Linked DNA regions of Homo sapiens: region 1 is linked to region 2. The links are chromatin loops, found by intact Hi-C in ENCODE. Cell type or tissue: mammary epithelial cell. All regions are shown on one strand. Links, peaks and the distances in the headings refer to the core of each region. The heading gives the core; the rest is flanking DNA.

What was found. A loop is a pair of places that touch in the nucleus more often than their neighbours do. Peaks named below come from ENCODE experiments on the same cell type or tissue, not always from the same donor. Only the 100,000 strongest peaks of a DNase experiment are listed, where the experiment ranks them.
Region 1: a loop joins it to region 2, with 4 times the contacts of the local background. A loop is called at or near these places in 2 of 110 quality-filtered maps.

Annotation. Positions count from the first base shown.
Region 1 is chr3:112,000,796-112,011,389 of GRCh38, forward strand. TAGLN3 (transgelin 3) reads left to right here. Exons shown (of 5, transcript NM_001008272.2): 3 at 1-151. Among named protein-coding and RNA genes, the nearest start is that of TAGLN3, 7.2 kb to the left of the region's middle. RefSeq lists enhancers at 42-669, 1,150-2,349. In mammary epithelial cell, for the core only: no CTCF peak of the experiment used is centred there; DNase peaks (open chromatin) are centred at 1,736, 3,576 and 4,676; H3K27ac peaks cover 2,310 bases.
Region 2 is chr3:112,069,454-112,081,464 of GRCh38, forward strand. TMPRSS7 (transmembrane serine protease 7) reads left to right here. Exons shown (of 18, transcript NM_001395507.1): 14 at 4,843-4,959; 15 at 5,868-6,039; 16 at 7,423-7,691; 17 at 9,289-9,425; 18 at 11,461-11,816. The coding sequence ends at 11,631. Among named protein-coding and RNA genes, the nearest start is that of C3orf52, 11 kb to the right of the region's middle. In mammary epithelial cell, for the core only: no CTCF peak of the experiment used is centred there; DNase peaks (open chromatin) are centred at 4,768, 5,408 and 5,788; H3K27ac peaks cover 2,827 bases.

The DNA.
Region 1 (10,594 bases), core at 510-8,509, 70 kb before region 2:
TTATACCCACCAGGACAAGAGCCCATACCCAAGATCTCAGAGTCAAAGATGGCTTTTAAGCAGATGGAGCAAATCTCCCAGTTCCTAAAAGCTGCGGAGACCTATGGTGTCAGAACCACCGACATCTTTCAGACGGTGGATCTATGGGAAGGTAAACAGCCCCCTGGCCTTTGGGATTGTTCTTTTCTTCTCTCCTTTGCCCCATCTCCTTGTAAAAACTGCTCACAGTGTTCTTCCCTGTGCCGATTGATGTGTGTAAGATGCTCTCAGCTGTTATCCTGGGGGCAGTGTTTGCCTTCCCCATTGTTATGTTCTATTAAAAGGAGGTACCCTCTTCTAATGGAACACACACCCTGAGGACACAGAGGGGATCTCAGCAACTAATGTAAACAGAAGCCTCAAGCTAGAGGAAGCTAACGGTGACATACTGCCTTTTATTCCTCTTACCACTCCCATAACAAATCACAGCTACCAGAGGAGAAGGGAGGCAGGGGGCCAGTGTGCTTCTTGCTCAACTGCAGCTTATAGACAAAGCCATCTGGGGCTATTTTGTCAATCTGAGAAATAGATAGCACTCCAACCTTTTGTTAAACCTTTATCTGGGAGCTTGGTGACTATGCCTTCCAGATATGCATTCTGCTCAGTGTGACAAGTGCTTGTTTCCTTCACATTTGTGAATTGACTTGCTGAGGAAATCTTACAAAAGCATAAAAATCAAATCACACTCCTGGATGTATTTAATGATCTGCCATTACTGGGGGAAATGATGTGAATGGAGACACTGCCAGAGAATTTGGGACCTATGGTCATGGTGTCGTTAATGTCCCCTTTAGCGAAAATGTGTATACCCAACCATATGACTGTGTTCCTTCTCCACTAGGCCTGCCTGAGGCACCAAGAGATACCAACTAGTCAGAGCAGGACTGTCAGATTGACTCTGCTCTCACATGCTCTTTGTCACTGGCTGTCATTAGTGGCCCAACCAACAGGATCCCCAGGGCAGTGACCCAAATGGCTCTGCTGAGAGTGAGAATGGGGTAGCTTTCCCCTGATGGAGAGACATGGTATTTTAAAGGGTATTCAGATGATGGTTGAAATAGATTTCTAGCAGAGGACCATTCTACTACTCACCACACTATGATTTATAAAGAAACAATTGCCTCCTTAATCCTCGGCGTCATGCAAAGAGCTGGCATTGCATGTTTCCCTCATAGGTGAGTGGTTAAAATCCTACGATGCTAATAAGTTTACCTTGTGGTTTGCCATTATTTAGAAACTCAGATATTCAAAACTGCAGGCCAGGCCAGGCTATGGATCTTGCTGTTGAGCCTCCAAATTCTCATGTAATTTCACAGTTGAGATTTGATCCTTGCTTCCTCGATCAAAACTATGATGATTTTTTCTAGCTAATACAGATAGCTACATAGCTACTGCTTATTGATGTTTTCCTATGCACAAGGCATTGTACAAGTGCTTTATTGCATAATGTCAGTCAGTTCTGCTAACAATCCTATGAGGTAAATGTTTTTTAATTTCCCCATTTCAAAGATGATGATACTGAAGCTTGCCCATGATTTCTTGTGTCCATGAGATAGCAGAGCCAGAATTCAAACCTGGGCTCTCTGACAGCAAAGAATAGAGCCTTAACTAGTCTGCCAACCCATTCTTGAGCCAGGAGGCTTAGTTTCCTTCACCTACACCGTGAGTGTGCTGTTGAATCATAATGGTGACTAGGTGATGAGGATGAAGAGGAGGTGGGGGAGGAGGTGAGGAGGAGGAAGATGACTCAGGACTGTGTAGGACAGAAGGATAGGAGAGTCAGTGTGAATGGAAGGGACCCGGGTGAGTCCCCCCCCCACCCCACAAAGTGCAGGAAGTGTGTGGGAGGAGGAAGAAGCCAGGAGGTCTGTGGGAGGTGAGGATTCTGAGAGCTTTCCTGTCTTCATGCTACTGAGGATGCTTTACTTGTCTCTCCCCTTTTTACAAAGAACACAAAGGTAAACTTTACTCGTCAGAGGTGCTCACAGCAAGTGTGGAGGAGTGTAGGGAGAAATAGTCCCTGATGTACAGAGTCGGAGGAGGTATACACCACCTGCCCCAGACCCGTGTGTTAGACTCCTCTAAAGAAAGAGGGAGGCCTGGAGGGATGAGTGTGGTCGCCTGAGCCAGGGCCGTGGACCAGTCAGCTCCAGGGCAACAAGACAGACACTAAGACTCCCAGCCCTAGGGTAGAAAAATGGGGCTTTAAAGGAAATAAGGAAGGAGGTCCACTCCAAGGGCACCTGGGCTGACAGGTAGCAGGAAGAACTGTAGGTAGGTCATGCAGTAGGTAGGGTTGAACAGGAGAGCTGTCAATAGGAAAGCAGGTGCTTCAGAGTTTCCAAATGGCCCCAAGAGGCCCCAGGGTCTGGTGGCTGACTCTATGGAATGGCCAAAGTCCAGGGAGATTCATTATAAGTTGGAGGGGATATCTGATATTCCCCAGGATCACTGTCTGAAGCTTAGGCCAATGCTGGTCACCATACAACAGGGCAGGAGGTACAAAAGTGGGTCGCTTTGAGCAGAGAAGCAGGAAGAGGGAGGGGAAGGCTGACAGTACTGCAGAGCAGACTGAGCAAGTGAGGCTGGGGTCCTTTCTGCAAGAACTGGTTGTTGCTCATGTGTTTTGGCATAAGAAAGCTGAAATCAAAGGAATGCTGCGGGGCAGGGTTGGCACGTGTTATGTGTCTATGTGCATGTGAGGGGGTACATGTTTGTGCACACAGCTATTAGACTAGCTGTTTGCTTAGCTTAGTCCCACATTCTCCCTACTATTCTCTACCTTGACTGTGGTTTTAATGCTGTCCTCACATATCAACTTACATTAATTCTGGATTCCCTGCACCTTGGTTGTGGTGTCTGTGGCCACTGTGGCTCCAGCCCTCCTTGCCTAGGAGCTTCTTTTCCTCCTCTGCAAGTATTTCATGCCCAACCTCTCACTCTCCCATCTCCCCTACTCAGTGTCTTCTCCCAAGTAGGGCTCTGCTTGCCCACAGCTGCCCTCTGACTCTTCAGGCTGCCTGGATGTTGCAAACCCGTAAGTCTGGAGGAGCCCAGGCTTGCCAAATGCATTCTTGTTTAGGCTTCAATCACTTCTATAGGCTGAGGCCCCAGATGTACCACTATCCTTAATCCCCCCAGGTGAAATACTTCAGATAGACTGCAGGGTAATTGGAATACAAGATTGAAGGCTTTAAAATGAAACCCAAAGCTAAATGGTCCAGAAAAACAACACAATCACAGGGACATTATAGATAAAGCTACTGAAGTCCCCCTAGCAGGGAGCTGGGGTGACCACTTGCTTTCAGTGATGGAGAAGAAGTAGGGTGGCTTAGAGGAATGGAAGGGGCCTGGGAAGTCTTCTCTTGGAAAACAGAAGGTGAATGGCCTGGCAGATTACTTTTGGATTTGCCATGGGTGCCCTGGAAAGGGCAGGGGTGGGGCCATCTCAGCTGTCTATGATTCAGAAGAAAGTACTCTGCAGGTAAGACTTCAGCATCTTTTCTGTGGACAGAAAGTGGGAAAGGAAGAAAAGGCAGAGCAAGAAAGGTGGGGGGCGGGGGGTGTGTGTAAGAGAGAGAGAGAACATATTAGAGCAAGTGAGTGTGCTGGTGTAGTATCAGGACAGAAAGACTGCAATACAAGCTTATCCTGGAAAGTATTACAGGAGAGTACAGGCTCCTGAGTCAGAAATTAGACTGCCTGGCCAAACCTGTGCTCTACCACTTATCAATTAACTTCTCTAAGCCTCGATTTTCTCAGTTGTAAAGTGGGGATAATCATATGTATTTCACAGGGTTGATATGGAAAGTAAACAAGATAGTTCATTAGAAGTGTTTAGCATGGTTCATGATGATAGTAGAAGATAATAAAAGTTGGTAATGTAGAAATTATTATTGTCATTGGCTTGTCTTTTCTAAGATTAACAGAAAATAAGGGAGGGAAAAGTAAGTCTGGAAAGACACTCACTCTGTCTTAGAACAAATGGACTTAGTGGCCACATACAGGAGCTGGTGTTGCGGGGGCGGGGGAGGTTGCCTGAATGACCTTTGCCCTCTCTGACAGCTGTGGAGCTTGTACCTCATCAGATATTCTCTAATACAAATGACCAGGCTTTAGGCATCACTTTATTGACATTTTTTTCCACTTTGTGATCATTACCCTCTTGATGTCTTTCCCCATAATTTACTGCTTTACTAATTCCAGACACAGAAGACCCCACTACACTGGAAAGAGCATGAGTTTTGGAGTCAGGTGGATGGGTTCAAATCTCTTTTGCTACATACTAACTGTGTGACCTTGTTTAAATTGCCTAGTTTCTCAGAGCCTCAGTTCCCTTCTCGGTAAACAGTTCTAATGCCTCTCTTTTGTAGAATTTTTGTAAGGATTAACTATGTAAAGAAGCTAGCACAGTGCCTGGCTACCAGACACCTAATAAATGTTGGCTTTCCCCCCCACACTATTAGTCATTCAGCAACTGATCTTTTTGGTTCATTTGTATAACCACTTGATGTGCATTAAACGTATAAAATTCTAGAATGTCAGAGCAGGCAAGACTCACAGATCGATCAGTCTCATGGCTCTTCTTAGTAATTCTACTGGTATGGATCCTGAACACATGGTGATGTCATGCCTGTTCCCCCTTTGATGACTGGGAGTTAGGGAGGTGTGGTTTACATTGGAAGGGCCTGGAGGTTCAAATATATTCTCTGGGAAGGCGTCACTTTATGTGTCATTCCTCAACAGCAAGAGTGAAGAGGTATTTCACACAGCATGAGAGATCTTTTGGGATATTGTAAGTAAAGTACCTGTAATGACTTGAGACATCACAAGTGTCTGCTGCTCGAAGCCTAATTTTCTTTTTTTTCTTTTTTTTTTTTTTTGAGATGGAGTCTCACTCTGTCGCCCAGGCTGGAGTTCAGTGGCCTGATCTCGGCTCACTGCAAGCTCCGCCTCCCAGGTTCACGGCATTCTCCTGCCTGAGCCTCCTGAGTAGCTGGGACTTACAGGTACCTGCCACCACGCCCGGCTAATTTTTTTTTTATTTTTAGTAGAGAAGAGGTTTCACTGAGTTAGCCAGGATGGTCCAATTTTTTTTTTATTTTTAGTAGAGAAGAGGTTTCACTGAGTTAGCCAGGATGGTCTTGATCTCCTGACCTCGTGATCCGCCCACCTCGGCCTCCCAAAGTGCTGAGATTACAGGCGTGAGCCACCGCGCCTGGCCTGGAAGCCTCATTTTCTATCAGAGCAGCCGTCACTGCATTTATTTCAAGTGGCTGCTGACGATTGTATTTGGTGGGTCTTTCCTTTAGCAATGGCTCTCTAATGCCAGCATGCATCGGAATCACTAGGTAGGCCTGTTAAAGCACAGACTGCTAAGCCCCAACAGCAGAGTTTCTGAGGTAATATGTCTGAGGTGAGGCCAAGAATTTGTATTTCTTACCAATTCACAGACCATATTGATTCTGCTGGTCTGGGAACCCCACTGTAAGAGCCACCACCCAGAGCAGTGGGAGTCAGGGAGGCAAGCAACAAACATTTACAAAATCCACAGAGCAAACCCAACCTCACCCCTGATATTTCTCCCTTGACTGTTGCAATATTTTGGTCTACCTTCAGTGGAGAATTGGAAGCTAGGCCAAAGTTATTATTCAGGGAAATAAGACATGGTTTCATACACTACTGCTTACTTTCTCTGTAAGTCCAAGAAAGATGGAAAAATCCAGTATTCTAAGAGTTACAAGGCTGAGTCAAGACTGATATATAATAGAAGTATAATAGCTCTGAGACAAAGAACTTTGACTGCAAGACTGATTTTTTGTATTAAAAGTAGAAATAGAAAGTAGAGACTGTCCAATCCAAGTTGACACACCCAAATGACTTCTCTTTTACCTTTTTTCTTTGCCTTTATCCTTTTCATTTACTTTTTATTTTCATAGACATACATAAGATACCTTGGAAGTAATAAAGAATTTAATGGAACAAAATCCTTGTTAAAGTATCTTTATAGCATTAAGAATTCCTGGGTTGGGGCCTTACAATGCAGAACCTCCAGTCCTACTCCCCAGGAGTTATAACTTAGTAATATGGGGTGCAGGATCACACTTTGGATAACATTACTTTGTGACAATGTAGGAAATAGGGAGCTCTGTATTGTCAAGTAAAGCTGTCAGTTGCTAGGTGAGACTCTTGCTGAAAACACTTGCCAGGTGAGACAGAGAAAGCTACCATACCATCAGCTCCTTTTTTGTTTAAGACTAATATTTTCAAGGAGTTTTAGGGTCACAGCAAAATTGAGAGGAAGGTACAGATATTTTCCATATGCCCTCTCTCCCCCACAAATGCACAGCCTTCCCCATTATCAACATCCCCTACGAAAGGAGCACATATTGCAAGTAATCAGCCTACATTGGCACATCATTATCATCCAAAATACATAGTTTACATTAGGTTCACTCTTGCTGTTATACATTCTATGCATTTGGGCAAATGTATAATGACGCATATTCATCATTGCGGTGTCATATCAAGTACTGCCCTAAAAAGCTTCTGTGCTTTGCCTTTTCATCCCTCCCACCCTCAACCCTGGCAACCACTGATCTTTTTACTGTCTCAAGAGTTTTGCCTTTTCTAGTATGTCATAAAGTAGGAATCATACAGTATGTATGCTTTTCAGATTCCACCAGCTCTTAGATAACCAGACTCTATCTCATTTTTGCTATCCCTCCATCCAGAAAATTCCCGACACTTAGTTGATCCTTCTTTGAGGAATGTTTTTCTGTTCTTGGAAGAATGGCCTGGAGCAGTGGCTTTCAAGCTCACTTGAGGAGCCCCAGCCATCTACCAAAGCATCCAGGGTGGCTGTCAGGGAGCAAAGCCATTCCAAGCTGCAGGGCTCTGGGCTGACTTCCAACTTGGAACAGAGCTTTTCTAATTATCGCTTTTACTTTTGACTTTGTGGAGGATATCTCTGAAGAAAGGAGTTATTGCTTAACAAATATTACTTAGTACTTACCACATGGCAGACATGGGGATGTTTTTAAACATTGAAAACCAAAGCTTTAGAGTAGTATCTGCTTGTCCATCTGGCTGCCTCACAATCATCCCAGGAGACTGCCCCAGAATCTGAATATTTAAGATTCTTGGGTAATCCTGAAGATCAGTTTAGCTTGCAAATCACCAGGCAACACCTATAACTCTCAAACTTGCCTGAAGATATGAATCACCCAGGAAGCTTATTAAAAATATGGACTCCCAGAATTTACCAAATCATTCTCTCAGGAGAATGACCTCAAAATGCATATTTTAAAAGAGATGCCCCCCTGCAAACTCCCATAAATAATCCAAGAAGCTTGGGAAAGCAGGCTGTGTATGGCCATTTTTTATACTTGCACAATTTTGAAGGCTTTGTCATTAGGCAGATATGACACTTGGTTGTGATACGACTAGTTTTCTTTTCTTGTTTATAAATTTATTTCATTTATCTTATTGTTATTTAGAGACAGGGGTTCCCTCTGTTGCCCAGGCTGGAGTGCAGTGGTGCAATCATAGGTCACTGCAGCCTGAAACTCCTGGGCTCAAGCAGTCTTCCTGCCTCAGCCTCCCAAAGTGTTGAAATTACCGTTGTGAGCCACTGTGCCCAGCCTTTTGTTGTTTTATACTTCGTGCACATCACAGAGCTTCCTTAACCTCAGCGCTTTTTTATGCACTTAAATTTTTGACCCCCAGTTGCAGAAATCAGCTTCTACAAGTGGCCCTGACTCCTGTGTGCCACTCTCATCCAATGGTGCTTGATGTGGGCTTCTGAACTGGCAAAACAAGACAGGGAAGGCTGGAAAGAGGCCCTCTTCCCATCTTGTCAGTCCAAGAGTGCTGGAATTAGGAAACATAACAAGAATAACATAACAAGAAAGTGAGCTAGATGTGAACTGGTTCCAGAAGGCAGATTTCTGGTCATAGTGTTATTTAGAATTTTGGCAATCATTAACTTAGTGTACTAGTCCATTTTTGTTGCTTTAAAGGAATATTTGAGACTGGGTAATTCATAAAGAGGTTTTATTTTAGCTCACGGTTCTGCAGAGTGTACAGGAAGTGTGGTGCTGGCACCTGCTTCTGGCAAGGGCCTCAAGAAGCTTACAATCATGGTGGAAGGCGAAGGGGAGCCAGTATGTCACATGGTGAAAGAGGGAGCAAGAGACAGAAAGTAAAGGTGCCAGGCTCTTAAACAGCCAGATCTTGTGTGAACTCATACATAAGAACTCACTCATTACCATGAGGTCAGCACCAAGCCATTCATGAGGGATCTGCCCTCACGACCCAAACACCTCCTACTAAGCCCACCTCCCACATTGGAGGTCACGTTTCGACATGAGATTTGGAGAGGACAAAACATCCAAATGATATCACTTGGCCAGAACATCAGTAGTGAGGCCCTAACTGCTTTTCTTTGTTTCAGTCTTGTTTGGATGAAGACATGGAGAAACCTAGACAAAAACACTCAAAGACTTATGGGCATTGAGGTTGGTGCCCTTGATTCTACAGGGCCTGAAATCTGTGCTCCAGTTTTATTCCCCTCAGTGTCCCCTCTGGCCTGGCACAAAACAGTCATCATGACCCTTTCAGATCATCCCTGATCGCTGGTTCCTACTGAGGAATGTGCTCCTCATCCAGCCTGCAATGGGGTGCCATGGGAGATGGCAGAGTGGCATGGTGGATTGTTCAAGGGCTTTACATTCAGACAGGTCTGATCTAGAGCTGGGCTCTGTTAACTGATTGGGTGACTCTGGGCATGTTAATTAACCTCTTTGAAATAGTTTTCTCGTCCACACATGAGGAGGAATAATCCCAATTCCATGAGGTTGAGATGACATATACAGTGTCTACCCTATAATTTACATCAAATATCTTGCTTTGGAAAGTTTCTTAAGGAAAAAATTCCAATTTCTTCCTGTCAAATAATGCCCGCTTCCCTAGTGGCTTCTTTCTCAAGTGTAATCACTTCCTTTTCCACTCTCCTGGGATGAGGGTGGAGTTGTGTTGATAGTTCTAGGCTCCTGGATATCTTATCTTAGCCGGCAACTTAGTTCCCTTTGTCCTCTCTGGGTTCATGTAGTAGTCTATATAAGAAGTGTTATATATAACACTTACATATAAGTGTTAGTTCTTATAAGTTCTTATATATAGTCTTATATATAAGAAGTGTTATATAGACTACTACATGAACCCAGAAAGGACAAAGGGAACTAAGTAGGGAACTAAGTGTTGGGAATTTTCTAGATGCAGGGATACCAGGGATGAACTAGCTACTTTGAAGGAGTCTAGTTCTATAGTTTAATAAAACTTTGCTTCTTCATCCGTTGCTCCAGGGTAGTGTCTGTGGGTGATCTGCTGGATGTCAGGCCCCACATTTTCCCAGATCCTGGACATATCAGAATAGCTCTTTCCAACCACCAGAAACAAGTATCCAGGGTGCTCTTTGTAAACAGTAGAGATGAGTGATATACCCTAACCTAAGCCTTCCTTTGCTCATTTATTTCTCTAGGTTCCCTTTAATAGTTCACTGCCTAAGAGCAAGTCCTCTCCCTATCTCTTCACAGAATGAACCTTCAGAATATCATTACTACATTTATATTTTTTAAAAAGTGTCCCATTATATGGTGACAATTACAGAAATGCTTTCACCTGTGGAAGAGTCATTCTAACAACAACTTCTGTGTTTCTTCTTAGTTCTGAATATTCCTTATGCCTTCTCCCTTCTGTCTGCTTCTGAAATACTTCATTCTCCACCACCCCAGTTATTCCTTGAGTCTGGGGGACTATCCATTGACAGCATTTTATCCTTGTATTCACCAACCAGTCCCACAGGGCCTCAGGATTCAGGCAATCACCCTGTGGTTAACATGGGAGGTGGGGGTAGAGGGGAGAGAGGATCAGCTTTCTGTCTCTCCTCTTCGAATAAATGAAGATCCTGAGCTGGACTTCCTCTGAAGGCCTTAATTGTTTATTTTATTACAGTTCATACTCCATTCTCACTTTCCATCTGCCTTTCCCCTGTAATTCTGTATTCCCCAGAGACTGAGCTGCAGCAGCTGGGCCAAAAAACTGCAGACGGTTCACCAGGTCTAAAGAGAGCCTTAATATTTGCCCTTAACTTTCACAGTTCCCCGCCAGGTTAGATGCTGCCTTCCCTTTTAACCCTATGCTTTTTAGCTTTTGTATTCCACACTGGTGCCTTGCATGGACTTTTGGTCTGATTCTAAATTGCAGGCCACCCCCTCAGTAGCATCTTCTCAGTTTAGGACAGGTCAGTCAACTGGAAGAGAAGAAAGGAGAAAGAATGGGAGGAAAGGCTGAGTTGTAAGGCCCAGTTGCTTTCTCCATGGGTTAATGGTCACTGGGCTGCTTAGGTAACAGGGCTCCCCATCCCACTGTGCAGGGGCCACACTGCACATCCCTCTCCCTTGCTCTCCTCTCTGTCACACACAAGCCAGTTGTTTATTGTCTCCATTTAGCTGTTTTCAAGCGGCACAAAATAAAGGCCCTATCACTTGTGTCA
Region 2 (12,011 bases), core at 1,839-9,838:
CTGGAATTTTTTTGGTTGGTAGGCTATTAAGTATTGCCTCAATTTCAGAGCCTGTTATTGGTCTATTCAGAGATTCAACTTCTTCCTGGTTTAGTCTTGGGAGGGTATATGTGTCCAGGAATTTATCCATTTCTTCTAGATTTTCTAGTTTATTTGCATAGAGGTGTTTATAGTATTCTCTGATGCAGTTTGTATTTCTGTGGGATTGGTGGTGATATCCCCTTTATCATTTTTTATTGAGTCTATTTGATTCTTCTCTCTTTTCTTCTTTATTAATCTTGCTAGCGGTCTATCAATTTTGTTGATCATTTCAAAAAACCAGCTCTCAGATTCATTGATTTTTTTTTGAAGGGTTTTTTGTGTCTCTATCTCTTTCAGTTCTGCTCTGATCTTAGTTATTTCTTGCCTTCTGCTAGCTTTTGAATTTGTTTGCTCTTGCTTCCCTAGTTCTTTTAATTGTGATGTTATGGTGTTGATTTTAGATCTTTCCTGCTTTCTCTTGTGGGTGTTTAGTGCAACAAATTTCCCTCTACACACCGCTTTAAATGTGTCCCAGAGATTCTGGTACATTGCATCTTTGTTCTCATTAGTTTCAAAGAACATCTTTATTTCTGCCTTCATTTCGTTATTTACCCACTAGTCATTCAGGAGCAGGTTATGCAGTTTCCATGAAGTTGTGCAGTTTTGAATGAGTTTTTTAATCCTGAGATTTAATTTGATTGCACTGTGGTCTATGAGAGACAGTTTGTTGTGATTTCTGTTCTTTTACATTTGTTGAGGAGTGCTTTACTTCCAATTATGTGGTCAATTTTAGATAAGTGTGATGTGGTGCTGATAAGAATGTATATTCTGTTGATTTGGGGTAGAGAGTTCTGTAGATGTCTATTAGGTCCACTTGGTGCAGAGCTGAGTTCAAGTCCTGGATATCTTTGTTAACCTTCTGTCTTGTTGATCTGTCTAATATTGACAGTGGGTGTTAAAGTCTCCCATTATTATTGTGTGGGAGTCTAAGTCTCTTTGTAGGTCTCTAAAGACTTGCTTTATGAATCTGGGTGCTCCTGTATTGGGTGCATATATATTTAGGATAGTTAGCTCTTCTTGTTTAATTGATCCCTTTACCATTATGTAATGGCCCTCTTTGTCTCTTTTGATCTTTGTTGGTTTAATGTCTGTTTTATTAGAAACTAGGATTGCAACCTCTGCTTTTTTTTGCTTTTCATTTGCTTGGTAGATCTTCCTCCAACCCTTTATTTTGAGCCTATGTCTGTCTCTGTACATGAGATGGGTCTCCTGAATACAGCACACTGATGGGTCTTGACTCTTTTATTATTATTATTATTATACTTTAAGTTCTAGGGTGCGTGTGCACAACGTGCAGGTTTGTTACATATGTATACATGTGCCATGTTGGTGTGCTGCACCTGTTAACTTGTCATTCTTTATCCAGTTTGCCAGTCTGTGTCTTTTAACTGGGGCATTTAGCCCATTTACATTTAAGGTTAATATTGTTATGTGTGAATTTTATCCTGTCATTATGATGTTAGCTGGTCATTTTGCCCGTTAGTTGATGCAATTTCTTCATAGCATCGATGACCTTTACAATTTGACATGTTTTTGCAGTGGCTGGTACCAGTTGTCCCTTTCCATGTTTAGTGCTTCCTTCAGGAGCTCTTGTAAGGCAGGCCTAGTGGTGACAAAATCTCTCAGCATTTGCTTGTCTGTAAAGGATTTTATTTCTCCTTCACTTATGAAGCTTAGTTTGGCTGGATATGAAATTCTGGGTTGAAAATTCTTTTCTTTAAGAATGTTGAATATTGGCCCCCATTCTTTTCTGGCTTGTAGGGTTTCTGCCGAGAGATCCGCTGTTAGTTTGATGGGCTTCCCTTTGTGGGTAACCTGACCTTTGTCTTTGGCTGCCCTTAACATTTTTTCCTTCATTTCAACCTTGGCAAATCTGACAATTATGTGTCTTGGGGTTGCTCTTTTCAAGGAGTATCTTTGTGGTGTTCTCTGTATTTCCTGAATTTGAATGTTGGCCTGCCATGTAAGGTTGGGGAAGTTCTCATGGATAATATCCTGCAGAGTGTTTTCCAACTTGGTTCCATTCTCCCCATCACTTTCAGGTACACCAATCAAATGTAGATTTGGTCCTTTCACATAGTCGCATATTTCTTGGAGACCTTGTTCATTTCTTTTTACTCTTTCTTCTCTAAACTTCTTTTCTCACTTCATTTCATTAATTTGATCTTCAGTCACTGATACCCTTTCTTCCACTTGATGGAATCAGCTACTGAAGCTTGTGCATGTGTCACGTAGTTCTCGTGCCATAGTTTTCAGCTCCATCAGGTCATTTAAGGTCTTTTCTACACTGTTTATTCTAGTTAGCCATTTGTCTAATCTTTTTTCAAGGTTTTTAGCTTCCTTGTGATGGGTTTGAACATCTCCTTTAGCTCAGCGAAGTTTGTTATTACCTACCTTCTGAAGCCTACTTCTGTCAACTTGTCAAAGTAATTCTCCTCCAGCTTTGTTCCGTTGCTGGTGAGGAGCTGCATTCCTTTGAAGGAGAAGAGGCGCTCTGGTTTTTAGAATTTTCAGCTTTTCTGCTCTGGTTTCTCCCCATCTTTGTGGTTTTATCTACCTTCGGTCTTTGATGTTGGTGACTTACAGATGGGGTTTTGGTGTAGATGTCCCTTTTGTTGATGTTGATGCTGTTCCTTTCTGTTTGTTAGTTTTGCTTCTAACAGTCAGGTCCCTCAGCTGCAGGTCTGTTGGAGTTTGCTAGAGGTCTACTCCAGATGCTGTTTTCCTGGGTATCACCAGTGGAGGCTGCAGAACAGCAAATATTGCAGAGCAGCAAATATTGCTGCCTGATCCTTCCTCTGGAAGCTTCGTCCCAGAGGGGCACCCGCCTATATGAGGTGTCTCTTGGCCCCTACTGGGAGGTGTCTCCCAGTTAGGCTACACAGGGGTCAGGGACCCACTTGAGGAGGCAGTCTGTCTGTTCTTAGAGCTCAAATGCCATGCCAGGAGAAGCACTGCTCTCTTTAGAGCTGTCAGAGTGGAACGTTTAAGTCTTCAGAAGTTGTCTGCTGCCTTTGGTTCAGCTATGCCCTGCCCACAGAGGTGGAGTCTATAGGGGCAGTAGGCCTTGCTGAGCTGCAGTGGGCTCCACCCAGTTTGAGCTTCCTGGCTGCTTTGTTTACCTACTCAAGCCTCAGCAATGGCGGACGCCCCTCCCTCAGCCAGGCTGCCGCCTGGCAGTTGGATCTCAGACTGCTGCGCTAGCAGTGAACAAGGCTCTGTGGACGTGGGACCTGCCAAGCCAGGCATATGTGCCACATTTGCTTAATCCAGTCTATCATTTATGGACATTTGGGTTGGTTCCAAATCTTTGCTATTGTGAATAGTGCTGCAATAGACATACGTGTGCATGTGTCTTTATAGTAGCAAGATTTATAATCCTTTGGGTATATACCCAGTAATGGGATTGCTGGGTCAAATGGTATTTCTAGTTCTAGATCCCTGAGGAATCACCATACCATCTTGCACAATGGTTGAACTAATTTACACTCCCGCCAACAGTGTAAAAGTGTCCCTATTTCTCCATGTCCTCTCCAGCATCTGTTGTTTCCTGACTTTTTTTTTTTTTTTTTTTTGAGACAGAATCTTGCTCTGTTGCCCAGGCTGGAGTGCAGTGGCACAGTCTGGGCTCACTGCAACTTCCACCTCCCGGGTTCAAGCAATTCCCCTGCCTCAGCCTCCCGAGTAGCTGGGATTACTGGTGCACACCACCATGCCCAGCTATTTTTTTTGTATTTTTAGTAGAGATGGGGTTTCACCATGTTGGCCACACTGATCTCGAACTCCTGACCTCAGGCAATCCACCCGCCTCAGCCTCCCAAAGTGCTGGGATTACAGGCAGGAGCCACCTGTAATTACGCGCCTGGCCTTTTCTAGACTTTTTAATGATCACCATTCTAACTGCGGTGAGACGGTATCTCATTGTGGTTTTGATTTGCATTTCTCTGATGACCAGTGATGATGAGCATTTTTTCATGTGTCTGTTGGCTGCATAAATGTCTTCTTTTGAGAAGTGTCTGTTCATATCCTTTGCCCACTTTTTGATGGGGTTGTCTGTTTTTTTCTTGTAAATTTGTTTGAGTTCTTTGTAGATTCTGGAGATTAGCCCTTTGTCAGATGTGTAGATTGCAAAAATTTTCTCCCATTCTGTAGGTTGCCTGTTCACTCTGATGGTAGTTTCTTTTGTAATACTGGCAGTTTCTTATTGCTTACTTGCTTTTAATGATGCTCAGGATTGTAGGATACAGAGGACCTGATGTAGAGGAACTTGCCAAATACTGGAATGGAACACGTTCCACTCTCACCCTTGAAGAAACAAACCTCCAAGGTTGTGAACAAATGTGTTGTAATTCACAAGTCTGTCCATTTTGCCTCCTACTGATATAAAATAACTGAGCATGGCTGTGATTTTTGCTCAAAAGTTTTCTTGGAGAATAAGAGAAGGTAATAGCAAAGAGGCTGCAGCCTAAAGCCACTGATATGTCGCACTTCTTCATGTCTCACCTGCTATGGGAGAAAGAAGAGGTGGTTGGATTGATTCTCAACAAATATGCCTGCCAGCGTTCAAATGGCTTTTCTTAGGTGAAGAAATGGATCACTGTGAGGTTGCTTCTCTTCTCTCTGCCATTTATCCCAGAGCAGCAAATACCAATCCTGTGATTAAACCATTTTTTATGGGGTTTGGAGTTATTCATTCAAATCTCATTCACTCAAGTTTGTTTCTGGCTAAGGAAAGCTGTTTCTTCTTTTGTCCATTGTTAGGTATTCCATGCAACAACAGAACTTTTAAGTGTGGCAATGATATTTGCTTTAGGAAACAAAATGCAAAATGTGATGGGACAGTGGATTGTCCAGATGGAAGTGATGAAGAAGGCTGCAGTAAGTAGAAATTCATTCCTTTGGGTTCCTGTATTCCCTCTTCAGTTTACCTGTTTGTTATATTTTCATTCCCTTCTTGGTGTATTTCCCTTGATCGAGGTTGCCATAGCCAAAACAAGAATAGTAACTATTGACAAACTGAGTCTGAAATTGTTTCTCAGAAATAAAAACTCTGGAATGGATTCTGTCTTCTTGATAACAGCATTAATGAATTAAATTTTTAAAATGAGAACTTTCACTTTTTAATAATTTTAATCAAGGGAGAAGATCTTAAATAAAAACCTTGTGAGAAAATAAATAGAAACTGGAACGCAGTGGATGACCTGTTAATGCCTTATGTTACTAACAATATCAAGTGCTGTTTCTTTAGGCCTGACTCAATAACTAATCTCCCACATGCTCCTATTAGTCATGTGGCTACTACTTGGCCATGTGGCAACATGTAAATTATACATCTTTACCAATACTATTTACACTAGCAAACAATTGCTCTGATAACTAGTTTTCCCTGTAGGTTTTCATTTGTCCAGGTCTTATAAATCTTTTCCCCAATCCTTTCTGTCACATCAGCACAACTTCAAAGAAATTCTCAATTCATTTACATTCCTCTTTACCTGACAATCTAAATCCATAGGCAGCTGTTTGTGTCAGTTCAGCTGTTACAGCAGGTCCCCCTCCTCCTCTCATCTGCGTTGTGGTATAGAGACTGTGTCAGGGCATGCTTCAGGAAGGAGGGAGTGGTTTGTTTGTATTGGTTTCAGACAGACTCACATGTTCTCTGTCCTCTAGATAAGGAGATTTCAAATTGCTACCTAGTGAGTCAGTTCCCAGCCAGCACTAAAACTGGCTTAACTTCTAGTTTTTCTTCCAAGTCTACCTTTAAATCACATGCCCTTTCTCCACCAAAGCCTGCAGCAGGAGTTCCTCCGCCCTTCACCGCATCATCGGAGGCACAGACACCCTGGAGGGGGGTTGGCCGTGGCAGGTCAGCCTCCACTTTGTTGGATCTGCCTACTGTGGTGCCTCAGTCATCTCCAGGGAGTGGCTTCTTTCTGCAGCCCACTGTTTTCATGGAAACAGGTAGGGCCTCACGGTCCTTACTTTCAAGTGGCACTCTGTGGCCATAGACAATATATCTGCCCTCAAATTGTGGGAAGCAGATCCCTGTTGGGGACATTCAATCAATTCAATTGCACTTTCATTTTTTGGATCCCACGTGTGTGACAAACATTTTTTTTTAAGGTATTATTGGTATAAAAAAAGCACAAAGGAAACATCAAGAATGAATAGGCTTTTACTAAGGCTGGGAAAATAAGATAGGGCTTTTAACTCAGAGGGAGCAAACTTAAGAGAATGTGTGGAGAATGTGGAGAAAAATGGGCACTGGAGAGTGACTGGAGAATGGAGGTCCCCAATGGGATTATGATGGGATAGATGCTCTTCCAGCCAAGGGTAAGAGGACATCTTAGAAAATAACCTCACTTAAAATTTAAACTTACTATTGGAATCTACTGAATCTTAGGTTAAAAAAATCATTCACTTCTCATTCTGCATTTTTTTTTTAGTATTTCAATGAAGTTACACAGTTTGGATATTTGTTTCCCTGAAAATTATAGGATTTGTGTTAATTATTAAGATAGCTTCACATCTGTTTGATCATGAGTCTCTAATGCTGTGAAACTGCTCCAAATAATGTATTAACCCTAATATTTCTTTGGGTGTCCATTGACACTCATGAGACATCAGCTAAGCAAATTAGTGACCAAAATTTTGGGGCTTCCTCATTTTTTTCACTCCCACTCTTTACCCCACTGCTATGCTGATGGAGATGGACGCTTCACATGGAGATTACAAGTTCTTCTGTGACTTGTGCAAGGTCATGGAGGTCAAGATTGGGATTCTGGAAGGACTGATGGGAATGGCAGTTGGTGACCCTATGAATGGGCATTGTTGAGCAGTAAGAGTAGTGATCATTAAGGCTTCCAGTAGTTTGCCAGAAGGAATTTCATTAAATTCCTGCTTATAGCACTTTGATTTCTAATCTATCTTGGTATTCATATCATTTGAATTTGGTAGTAGGATTCTCCATCAAATGCCATTGTCAGCATGAATAGGAAGAATGTAACAAATTAATTCTAGTTACCAACATTCTTGACCTGTGTGTGGTTCATGAAATACTAGTGGAAAGAAAATGTCCAGGCATTTGCTTAGGACACTGTTGAGTGAATTTTCTATTACTTGCCACTCCTAATACAGCTTACGTCATTTCTGACTTTTTGAGGGAGACAAGGGAGGCTCACAGTTACGCTTTCTGCCATGGTCCCCGGACAAAGCCAGTGACTATAATAACACCCTGGAAGTCAGGCCCTTCTTTTTCAGCCCTCAACTCTTTAGAGTGCTTGTTTGCAAACTGTATGTGGTTCTTTAAGCTGCTAACTTTATGTTTCATTACTGTTCTATCAGGCTGTCAGATCCCACACCATGGACTGCACACCTCGGGATGTATGTTCAGGGGAATGCCAAGTTTGTCTCCCCGGTGAGAAGAATTGTGGTCCACGAGTACTATAACAGTCAGACTTTTGATTATGATATTGCTTTGCTACAGCTCAGTATTGCCTGGCCTGAGACCCTGAAACAGCTCATTCAGCCAATATGCATTCCTCCCACTGGTCAGAGAGTTCGCAGTGGGGAGAAGTGCTGGGTAACTGGCTGGGGGCGAAGACACGAAGCAGGTGTGTGTATGAATGAATGGTCATGCCCTTCCCCTGCAGAGGATGATAAGGTGTTTATGTAGTGCTTTAGGGTTCACAGAGAGGGTTTGTGTATATGATCTCCTTTGAACCTCCTGACAACTCTGGAAGGTTGGATTGGAGGAGGGTACTGTTATTTCTTTTTAATGATGCTATCCACCTGCTTTAAAAGAAGCAGGGCTCACCTTATAAAGAGGGAGAGGACTGTGTATGAGCAAGGCAGGATTGACTAGATAGTCATGGGCCCTTTTCAAACTCTGAAGGTTATGCTATGTTATTCACTAGAGAAGGAGCAATTCCTCCCTTTTCATTCAAAGAAATGATTCATTTATAAAGGAGAGAAGGACACACATGCACATCCCACTATGTCAACTCATAGGCAACAGTCTGGGAGACTATGTGGGTATGACCTGTGCCTGTGCAATTGGCCAAGGGATGAGAGTAAGGGCTGAACTTCAGACTGCCCTTAGTTTCCAGACCAGAAACTCAGGCCTGGAGGTTATACCTCCAGGATTTGGATTTGGTCCACCCAGAGGAGATACCTTTTTGCTATTTCTCTGACGGGAGAGGACATCTTTTCAATATGCATAAAGATCAGGCTGTATAGTAGGGAAGTCCCTACATCTACCCTGCCAAGGTTTTTCATGGTCCAGGATTCAAGGTGGGATTCTGAATATATAGTGAGGGGAAGAATCCAATGCTTTGTGAATGTATCCCCAAACGCTAGTGCTAATATTTTCCCTTGATCTTTCAATCACCTCACCTTCTTTTGCCATCCTTTTCAAGGGTTTAGGACACGTACAGCATCTGTAATTCCTGAACCTTGCCCTGTAGCCTCGTTTTGACACTCTAAAGTGTGGGCAACTTCTCAAAGGCAGCTTCTCAGTGCTTTCATTTAGTGATTGAAGTAGTAATACCACCAGCTTGGGTCCACTGAAGTCTCAGGGTCCCAAGGAGGGAAGGCAGCTGACTGTGAACACTTGTAACTTTGATAGGTTACTGTGCTCAGTGCTTTGATTACATTATCATATATCACAGGAGAAAAGCATCTGCCCAACCAACTTATCATGAGATGTTTTCTTTATAAGCCTGGGTATGTGTGTGTACACTTATTTTTCTGAATCATCTTAGCCAGGTAGGTTCAAAAGGAAGTGAAACAGCTATTTGCAAACTGTTAGGTTTTTATGGTTCATCAGAGACTCCCATATATCAGTTATGCTGCTCCATTTAAAGAGCTCTCTTGAATAGTAGATATTAGTAATAACTGTTGCTGACTTACCATCCTACGGAAAACAGGAGGGAAATGGTGAGGAATATGGCACAGTTGTTCAAGTAATTGAGTCAGACCTTGGGTCTGAATCTTGTGTTACTTGCTAGTGGTGTGTCACTGGGCAAGCCCTTTAATCTCCTAGCACTCGATTTCTTCATCAGCAAAATGAGGATAATAGTAGAATTTACCTCAAGGGAATTGCCGCTATGAGGGTAAAAGGAGATAATGTGTGTTAACTTTTCAAATGAAGTCCTGAATACATGCGGCCATTACCACTAACATCATTTCTACTTCCAATGTGTTTTGCAGATAATAAAGGCTCCCTCGTTCTGCAGCAAGCGGAGGTAGAGCTCATTGATCAAACGCTCTGTGTTTCCACCTACGGGATCATCACTTCTCGGATGCTCTGTGCAGGCATAATGTCAGGCAAGAGAGATGCCTGCAAAGTAAGTCATTGTACCTTTCCCTTGCCTAACATGTTGTGCTTTCCATAAATGCTTTCTCACTTAATCTACATAACACTGGGAAATAACCAGGGCAGGTATTTCCCTGAATTCACTTGAGCTGCTCAGATATTATTTATCATCCAATTGCCTAAGATCTTGGAGAGGTGTTGAAATAATTTATTCTATAGAACGCAGTTTTCTATAATGTGCTCCATGTATTTTCCTTCAATATTTAGAGGATGAGGTCAGCATTCATCATTCTGCCATAATTTTCTTATAACCAATTTATTTCCTATTTCCTTAGCAGCTGCCATTTAATTTCTAAAATTTGAAGGATTTTATTTACTCATTCCTTTGAAGTATATGCTGGTGGAAAGAGGAGAGGAATGGAGAGGTGACAAAGAATACTCATTTGTAGTTCTCTGGGTAGGCCCCTGGCAGTGGTAAAGTTGGAAGTCACCTTTGGGGTGACATTTCTCGGAGCCTGAGATTCCAATCTATGCAGTTACCTACATGATTGCCAAAGAGTAAATAGATGATTTAGAGCAAACTTGTCCAACCCACGGCCCACAGGCCACATGCAGCCCAGGACAGCTTTGAATGCAGCCCAACACAAATTCACAAACTTTCTGAAAACATCATGAGATTTTTTTTTGCAATTTTTTTTAGCTCATTAGTTATCATTAGTGTTCGTACATTTTATGTGTGGCCTGAGACAATTCTTCTTCCAGTGTGGCTCAGGGAAGCCAAAAGATTGCATACTCCTGATTTAGAGGGTGAGTAGGACAGTGGGAGCTGTTCTTTCATCTTTCCACAAGCTTAGCCATGATGCCACAAAAACTCATCCTATAATAATGACTTCTGTCTTCTGAGCTCCTATTTTGTGGCAAGCACCGTGCTAGGTTCTTTACATAAATTCATTCCAATCATTCTTTTTTCCTCATTTTATAGAAGAGGAAACTGGGCACAGAGAGGGTAAGTAAATTGCCTAAGGTCATACAGCTAGTAAGTGTAAATGTCTGAGCTGGGATTTGAACCCTTGCCTCTCTAATGCTAAGGGTACTCTATTTTGGGTGCTTCCCATAGCTAGTCGGTTACACAGCCCTGTTCCACACAGCCACAAGTGTTTACTTGTTAAACTTAGTAGAGTTGATGTGGTGGCAATTAAAATAAAGAGCCCAGCTTCCCTACTAGTTGGAATTTTCCTAATCAGGTATAAGATCATAATTTGGATACATGGGCAAATTTGTTGCCTCTGAGTAAGTTGCAAGATTATCTACCCTCTAAAATAGGAAAATAAAACCTAGATATTATAATTTAAAGGACTAATACTGTGGAAATTATGTTTATACTTTGAATTGTTTAAGCCTTTGCTTAGAGGAATTGAGATATCAGAAAGGACTCTCAAGTGAGAGTGATTTGTTTGTGATGACTGTGGACCAGCAGTTGTTAGGGTTTTTTCACTGGACCTGGCTAACTAAACAGGTCTCTTCTTCTCCATGGGGCTATGAGCTAACCACTAAAGTTGCATGGCCCAGAGATAGAAGTCAACCTTCCAAGATAACCATGCCTCATAAGGTTGTTGTGAGGATTAAATGTCTCTAAACGATTCTTAGCACATAGCTAGCACTAAATAAATTTTAGCCCTCACTACTACTACTACTACTACCACCACTACTACTACTACTACTATTACCACCACCACCACCACCATCACCACTAGTATTACTGAGGTTTATTCTTTGTTTAGGGCTATGTGAGAGTTGTTTTCTCCAGTAAGAATCTTCCAGTGTTATTCTTAGCCTAAAGAATCATGTTTCGTCTAATGAATGCAGCTGTTTGATTATAGGAAGAATAATTATAAAATGATAGAAGTTTCACATTAGTTTTTCACACTTCCCAAATTACAGAGTGATTAGCCAAGCAAAAACATGTCATTAGAGGACTCTTGAACACAATTCATTAGATACAATAAAGATGAAACTGATGATCATGGGACCAATTTACTTTATACTTACATTTTTTGTGTGTGTAGGGAGATTCGGGTGGACCTTTATCTTGTCGAAGAAAAAGTGATGGAAAATGGATTTTGACTGGCATTGTTAGCTGGGGACATGGAAGTGGACGACCAAACTTTCCTGGTGTTTACACAAGGGTGTCAAACTTTGTTCCCTGGATTCATAAATATGTCCCTTCTCTTTTGTAATTGTACCAGTTGTATTTTTACTGTGATTTATGTTAAAAATAGATACTTTAAAATGATGCAGTAATTGGCTGGGTGCGCTGGCTCACACCTGTAATCCCAGCACGTTGGGAGGCCGAGGCGGGCAGATCACGAGGTCAGGAGGTCAAGACCATCCTGGCTAACATGGTGAAACCCTGTCTCTACTGAAAAAAAAAAAAAAAAAAAATTAGCCGGGCGTGGTGGCAGGTGCCTGTAGTCCCAGCTACTCGGGAGGCTGAGGCAGGAGAATGGCATGAACCCGGGAGGCGGAGCTTGCAGTGAGGCGAGATCAGCCACTGCACTCCAGCCTGGGTGACAGAGTGAGACTCCATCTCAATAAATAAATAAATAAATAAATAAAT